Linked DNA regions of Mus musculus: regions 2 and 3 are each linked to region 1. A link is a loop called in an ENCODE intact Hi-C map of the cell type or tissue named here. Cell type or tissue: left cerebral cortex. All regions are shown on one strand.

The links. Hi-C counts contacts between places; a loop is a spot of excess contacts. Peaks named below come from ENCODE experiments on the same cell type or tissue, not always from the same donor. Only the 100,000 strongest peaks of a DNase experiment are listed, where the experiment ranks them.
Region 2: a loop joins it to region 1, with 2.4 times the contacts of the local background. A loop is called at or near these places in 6 of 42 quality-filtered maps.
Region 3: it touches region 1 in a loop (5-fold over the local background); 5 of 42 quality-filtered maps call a loop at or near these places.

The regions. Positions count from the first base shown.
Region 1 is chr9:75,440,570-75,443,069 of GRCm38, reverse strand. Leo1 (Leo1, Paf1/RNA polymerase II complex component) reads right to left here and starts at 1,546. Exons shown (of 12, transcript NM_001039522.1): 1 at 1,435-1,546. The coding sequence starts at 1,492. In left cerebral cortex, a CTCF peak has its summit at 1,294; a DNase peak (open chromatin) is centred at 1,566; H3K4me3 peaks cover 1,525 bases; H3K27ac peaks cover 1,137 bases.
Region 2 is chr9:75,032,174-75,034,673 of GRCm38, reverse strand. It overlaps Fam214a (family with sequence similarity 214, member A), which reads right to left. Exons shown (of 13, transcript NM_001113283.1): 13 at 2,206-2,500. Among named protein-coding and RNA genes, the nearest start is that of Arpp19, 4.3 kb to the left of the region's middle. In left cerebral cortex, a CTCF peak has its summit at 1,335 (motif pointing left); no DNase peak of the experiment used is centred here.
Region 3 is chr9:75,313,521-75,316,020 of GRCm38, reverse strand. Gnb5 (guanine nucleotide binding protein (G protein), beta 5) reads right to left here. Exons shown (of 13, transcript NM_010313.2): 3 at 1,638-1,749. Gm19531 (a long non-coding RNA gene) reads left to right here. Exons shown (of 2, transcript XR_379632.4): 1 at 1-1,957. Among named protein-coding and RNA genes, the nearest start is that of Gm19531, 3.8 kb to the left of the region's middle. In left cerebral cortex, a CTCF peak has its summit at 1,525; DNase peaks (open chromatin) are centred at 578, 1,111, 1,821 and 2,375; H3K4me3 peaks cover 2,500 bases; H3K27ac peaks cover 1,942 bases.

The DNA.
Region 1 (2,500 bases):
ATCTAACTAAGACCAGCACTCACTGAGGAAGTGGAATCGGGAGTATAAAGCCAACAAAGGCAACATACACAGCAGATCCAGTAGAAGAAAGAGGGGGAAAGAAAGGGAAGGAGGCACGCAGGCAGGTAAGCAGACAATCAGGCAGACCTACCAAGTTCTACCCTGTCACATCCGTAGCAACTTCAAGACTAAGAGCAGTTGTCAAAGACAGGACACCAGACCCTGAAAGTCAGTCTTGGAGAGTCCACTAACTCAATGGTAAAATGGAAGAAAACTGCCATGACCTTAAAAGAAGTTTTTAAAAGGGAAGAAAGGGGAGGGGAAGAAAGCGTAGAACTGCAATCATCTGTACACTCCACTTCCCTAAGCTATGGGTGGCTATGAGAAAGCACTACAGGTACATCTTACTAAACGACGCTTTCACCAGTGGATGCAAAAAAGCACTAAGCGTTAAGCACTAAGCTGGGGAGCGGGAACCTGTCTTCTCATGATTACATTCCCAACCCCTAGCAAGGTGGCCAGGAGATGATAGGGATCCTTGTTTACTGAATGAATGAAACGCTTCATGGAAAACATGGGAAGGTGTACACAGAATTGTGCCTCGAAGACACAGAGAATAAACTATGAGCAAAGCCGGGCACAGGAAGAGTTTAGTTCTCTGTACTTTTACTTAGTGCTCCCTCCACAACTGGAGTAATTACATACAAACTGGAGTTGGTGACGAATGGGGGGAGGGGCAAGGAAAATGACATGTATAGAAGTTAATTTGGGCCTGGGGGGGCTGCAAGAATTCTGAAGTTCATCTCGGATCTTTCCTCATTCTTCTATTCACATCTCAAATTCAGATATTCGTAGACCTGTGCCAGAAATGCCCCCCATGAACCATCATTCATTCATTCATCACCAAATCCTGTCACTCCTCTCCAAACACTCCACAAGTTTCCCCATTCTTACATCACAGACAAGGAAACTGGCTTTCCGCACAGGCTCTCCAAGGGCACCCATCGCCAGTGCGTAGTCCTTCTGTAGAACTCCAACCTGATCCCTCCCAGACCCTTCAGGGGCATCTACACTCTCCCATCAACTCGCCCTTTCACACGGGGCGTTACCGCGCCCGATGGGCAGTTGAACATGTCTCCACTCATTCACTGCCAGCCACCCTTTCAATTGGCCATGTATGCACGGAGGGGCGCAGGCCACACGTCCTCCCTTCTGCTCCCCCAGGAGTCCAGGCCGGTCCCTGATCCTCCAGGCACTGACTCCGCGGCGGTCTCCCCGGGAGAGGCGGGCACCGCCGGGCATGCAGGGGGCGCTGGGCAAGAGCTTGGGGACTTCGCGTTGCCCGGCGCCGCGCCTCCGGCCGAAAAGCAACCCGACGCCCCATGTGCCCATCCGCGGAGCTCGCCCGCCCGCCCGCCCGCCCGTCCGCCGCACCTTTGCGCTCGGCCTCGCTCTCAGCTTCGCTCCCGAAGAGGTCCTCCATGTCCGCCATAGCAGCTTGGTCCGCGGCCTTGGCTTGCTCGGCTCGAGCCTGCTTTACGGCCAGACCCGTCCAAACACGACGTGTCGTAAAGAGCCGCACAAAGACCTACTTTACTTTTGTGACCTAGTTTTCTCCAGCACTCGGCTGGCTCCGCCCCCACCCCCTCCACCCCCGCCCCGGTGTCTGCGCTCGCCCGCTACTCCGTTAGCCCGCTCGCACGCTGTGCGGAGCTTGGGATGCGGGTCAGACTTGTTTACGACCTGTCAGCTGCGGCCAGGTTTCTTAAAAATAGTTGAGGGTGGGTGTGGTCGCTCTGCTCTGGGGAGGCAGATCTCTGTGAATACCAGGCCAGGTTCGTCTACAAAGCGAGTTCCAGCCAGCCAGCCAGCATATGTCTACATACGTAGATCCTGTGGCAGAAGAATAAGAAATAAGTCATTGAGAGCTCTAGCCTGGAGTAGTTAGTGGTGCACGCCTGTAATCCAGCACTCTAGAAGCAAAGGGTCAGAAACCCAAATTCATCATCAACTGCATAGCAACTTCAAGAGCAGCGTGGGATCCTTGAGAACCCCCACCCTTAAAAAAAAAAAAAAAAAAAGGGCTGGTGAGATGGCTCAGTGGGTAAGAGCACCCGACTGCTCTTCCAAAGGTCTGGAGTTCAAATCCCAGCAACCACATGGTGGCTAACAACCATCTGTAATGAGATCTGACTCCCTCTTCTGGAGTGTCTGAAGACAGCTACAGTGTACTTACATACAATAAATAAATAAATCTTTAAAAAAAAAAAAAAAAAAAAAAAAAAAGACCTGGTGAGATCGCTTGTCGGTAAATGACTTGCCCTTAAAGACTAAAGATCTGTTTTCCGAAAATCCAGCACCTACTTAAACTCAGGCACGGCTTCCAACATCTGTAATCCCAGCTCTCAGGTCCAATAAAGGACCTTGTCTTAAAATACAGATGCTGGATGGTGGTGTCTAGGCCAGCCTGGTCTACATAGCGAGTTCCAGGACAGCAGGA
Region 2 (2,500 bases), 410 kb after region 1:
AAAGAAACATTCTCTGTCCCTGTGTTACCCTACAGCAGTGTTCCAACCTAAGAAAAGAGGAAATAGAAGCCAGGAAATATGGACATGGAGATTTTGCCCTGTGCCCAAGATACCAGAACTGGGAGCGAGAAGGGCCGGCGTTTGGAGGCAGGCCATTTTCACTCCCAGTGGTATATTCTGTAGGAAGCTGGAACTGAACAAAGCAGCTTTAGACAGACCTCAGTTCCCAGAGGCTGTTAGAACACTATTCAGCACCACCATAACTCGTGTACTTTAATCTTTAAGACTGCACGCACTGAGCTGCAGTGCTCCATTGCCCAAAATGCTCTCCTCTGATCCCTAGATAGTGGTCATTCCTCCCCACTCCCCTTTCTGTTTAAAGCCAGGGAGGGACTTAACTATGCAGCTCCACAAGATGGACTCATAGTTGGGAGTATAGCTCAAGTCTGGCCTCAAGTGAAATGACCCTTCCTCCTATGACTGATTCCTGGTGTAACCAAAATTTCAAGTCAGTCGACCAAGAAACAGCAATGGGTTCAAGGAAATACGGTTCTGTTTCTGTTGCTGGTATTTTTCTCCATCTGGACTGCAGCTACCTACAACTTATAGAAAGCATGAAACACAACGCAAAGCATCTGCATCTGTCGACACAGCTATACATTATTAAAATTCCTCCTCTGGTGTTTAAGAATCTGGGCTGTTCTGGCCCCCAGCATTGGATTTTCTCTACATTTTCATTCTTTATGGTCCTTGCATGCCCTATCACAGGCCTGGCTCGTCATTCCTCGTTCTGCCCTGTCCCTTAACCTCTTTTGTTGAGTCTCTATTTAAAAGTTTACTTTTTGAGATGAGTGGTCTCAGTCTATAGTTTAGGTTGCTCTTGAACTCATGATAATTCAGGGTTCCCCTTTCTTCAGTCTCCCAGATGTTGGTATTACAAATAGACCTGGCTTTATCCACTGCTGAACAAGAGGATTTGGGGGCCGATGGGATGGCTTCATAGGTAAAGCAAGCACCTGAACCCGAGCCTGACTTGATTATGATGTCGTCCCTTGAACCCCAATCTTTCTTTCTTTCCTCTAATTGCATACTCTTCCTGGGGTCACGCCCATCTGAGGACCCTGAGCTGCCATCAATCCAGAGCAAAGCAGTTCCATAGCACTTTCTGTGATGATGTGGTATTCTACGTTTGTGTTCCCCGATACACCAGCTACTAAGCATGTAGTGCTAACCGCCACTGAGCATTTAATGTGGCTAGTACAAGAACTGAATGCTTAAAGAATTAGCCAGAGATTAGAAGCCATGAGAAACACCCGTGACAGAGTCGTACAAAGCTCCCTCTGGTGGTTCTGATGCTAATGTGCACAAAAAAAAATAATTTTTAAGTTTGGGATTTCATAAGCATATGCAAACTTTTCAAAGATCAGAAGTTGTTATTTTTTCCTCTGCCCCTCCCTTTCTGTTTTTGAGATGCACATGTAGCTCGTGCTGGCCTCAAACTCACTATGAATCCGGAGTAACTTCTGATTCTCCTGCCTCTGCTTCCTGTGTGCTGGGGTGACAATGTACCTCCATGCCTGGTTTATGCTGGGCTGTGTGTGGGTTCAACCCAGGACTTTGTGCATATTAGGCAAGCACTCTATGACTGAGCTACAGTTCATCACAGAGAGAATGCATTTTTAATTAAAGGGAGATATATATATATATATTATATATATATACATATATATATATATATAGTAGGAGACTTGAAAATTATTTGAAACTCAGTGAGGCACTGAGTAGTTAGAACGGGAACTTTTTGGGGGGGGTGTGTGTTGGGGGGAGCAGAGTCTATGTAGTCCTAGGTGTCTTGGAGCTCACTATTTAGACCAGGCTGGCCTCACACTTGCAGCAATCCTCCAGCCTCTGAACCTCAAGAGTTGGGATTAAAGGAGTATGCCCCACTCCTAGTTTGTACCTAAATATTCCTGTCTTGTTGTCTACTGTGCTGCCCATTGGTCCAGCACAAATATCAAGACTGTCGTGTTCTACCTGAGCATGACAGGAGGAGGCTTCTGCTATATCAGCCAAACTCCCTTTCTTGGTGACCTTCCCAATTGCCAAATGCTTCTGTCCTTGGCAGCTATGGAGCTAGAATGGATACTGTCTCATGGTTAATCTAACAGTCACATAAATGTCTCATTTAAGAATAAAAGCCAAATACACATTTTAGTTTTTTGCATATATTTACAATATAAATATTAATCTTTTCAAAGTACATATTCTTTTTAACAGTGTGAGAAAATTATCTAGCATGGGACAGCAATTTAAAGTAAAACCTCTACAGTAGTGATTCAGGGAAAATAGAATGTTTTGGACCTTAGAAGGAATGAGAATGGGCAGGTAGCTCAGCGCTTGCCAGGAGGATGGGAGCAGCTTTGTCGGACCCCCTGGGGACAGACCCTGGGCGAGTGCTATAAAACCTAACCTGGAGAGATATAAAAAGCATACATGCTTG
Region 3 (2,500 bases), 130 kb after region 1:
ACAGAGACCTCTACAGATCGCCAAACATCTTACAATTGCCAGGGTAGAGAGCTGACTAAGGACACTGCAGGGGTGACTTAGCCACTGACCACAGAGACCTCTTGCTGCCCTCTCTTCAACAGCCCCTAGAGTTCAACAGGAGGAGGTAGGAGGGTGCATACACTCATGGCTGGGGAGGAGGGAGGAGGGACAGAGTCAGGATCCCTCTGCAAGACTTTTGGAAGCTGATCAAAATGTCTGCTGAAGTCAGGGATGGGACAGAATACAAGGCAGGACTTCCAGGTACAGGAGAGAGCCAGGGTTCCTAAGAGCCTGGGAAAGACTAAAGTCAGAGTGGGATTCTAGGAGATGGAGACGGGAGAAGGCAAGACAAGAGTCTCCCTGTGTGGGCTGCAGAACTGTGCTACAGTGGGGGGCTCATGTCACAAGGACCATCTATGTAGGACTTCAAAAAGACTGCTCAAGCCACAGGGCTGAGCTGTCAAATGGAGAAGTCCAAGGCTGGGATACCAAGCCTGAGGCAACGCCATCATCTATCTGTAGAATACAAGGCTCTGAGAAGGCAGACCCTGTGTCACGCCTCTGATAACTACTCCTTACTTCTCCTCAACTTTGGGGTGGCAATGTGCTCAGCCTGGGTCCCCCCTTTTCCAGACTTCCTGGCAGGGGCCACATGACCTATGAAGTACAAATAGAAATGTTGGGAAGAGAGGAATTCTGGGAATTTTTTTGCTGTCTCCCTAAGTAGGAAAAGAGCCCGGTGTTTACACTCTCCCTTCTTCCTGCTTCTTGGGGTCACTGGGTAAATAAATGACAACAATCTAGCTGCACCAGACCTTATCTTGTTACAAACAAAACAAAATAAAACAAAACCCCAACAATTTAACTACTTACACCTGAACACAATTCTAAGCCACACAGGCGCTTGCAGCCCCTTCCCAACTTAAGCCCCTTGGGGGAGACACAACCAGGGTTCTGTACTTCCAGCAAGTTTCGAAGAAATCAAACACTAAAGGTCTCACGCTGAACCCCAGTTCCCTTCTCCAAATGGAATTTAAAAGGCTGAGGCCTATTAGGAAGGCGGGGAGGAGGTGTGCCGTGGGTGGAGGAACTGCACATAAGTATGTAAGGGTTGGGAGCTGGCAGGGTGAGGGTGAGTCGGTAAGACCACTGCCCAAGCAGGGTCCCACTCCGAGCTCTGAGAAAGGGGTCGCTCCTCTGGCCGAGAGTCCCTGGAATGCCAGCCTGCTGGCAAGTTTATTTGCACCGCGTTAGTCCTTTTATGTCAGCCGCAGCATCCATCAAACGCTTCTAAAAGGGCCTACCGCAAACTGAGCCGGCGGACGCAGAAAGCATGTCTGCTTCCTTCTGCCACTCAGCTCCCTGCCCCCAAGGACAGTGGAGAGATGGGAATGTGAGCTTCTAAATCCACGCAAAGGAAGGACCTGAAAGGGGCAGAGAAGCGGTCCCTCCTCGCCGGCACCTGCAGCCTGCGCCTCTCCACCCGCCCTCTGGGAGGGGCTCGGCATCCTCCCACCCCGGACGCTGGAACCGGTCCTTCGCGGGTCCGCCAGCCCCTCGGAGAGTTTGGTTCACTCCAGCCGGGAGCTTCCCTTCCACCCCCTGCTCGCACTCACGCTCCACGTCATGCAGCTTTGCCCGCTCCTCCTCTAGCTTGCCCTTGAGGCTCTCGGCCTCGCTCTTCAGCGACGCCAGCGTCTCGTTCTCGTGCAGCCCATCGGTTGCCATCTTCGTCCGGATGCAGCCGGGAGAGAAACGCAAAGCGGGAGACTGTGAGTCGATGCGGGGGCCCGACGGGAGGGCGGGAGCAGCAGCAGCCTCCGTGACCCCAACGCCGCCCGGGGCCCGCCCCCTCGGCAGTGACGCGACCGCAGCGGTGACGGACTCTGCTGGCTCCGCCTACCGCGCCCTCCCTGAGAACCGGCGATGCTCGGAGGTGGGACAGTAGAGGGGAGGGGGGTTGTGAGGGGATGGGAGTGGGGGTGGGGTGGGGGTGAGTGAGGGTAGGATAAACTGAGACTCAGAGACCAAGCTGGCCCCAACTCTAGTCCCTGGCTCTAAGGGAGCCTAGTGAAGTCGAAGCCATACCGCCCAGCCCTTGGCATCCCTGGACTTGGTGGGCAGGAGGCCACACCACGTCCACACACACACACACACACACACACACACACACACACACACGTGCCTCACAACCCACTAATCGAAAAATTCTTTTAAAAATGAGTTCTGACTGCCGGGGTGGTGGGGTAAGACAGCAAAAGCAAGGGTCAGGGGCGTCCTCTCCTCTGGGATGAAGGTCTGCTTATGTTGTATTGAACTTGAGAAATGATAACTCCAGCGGCTCCTCTCCAGCAACAGTTCCCTGGGCTCCGTTCCTTGGTGAATCTCAGACACACACACCCCCTCCCCCAATCCCTCCTTCAAGCTACAGATGCAGAGTAGGGACAAAGGGCCATGATCACTAGGTGTCACACTTCCA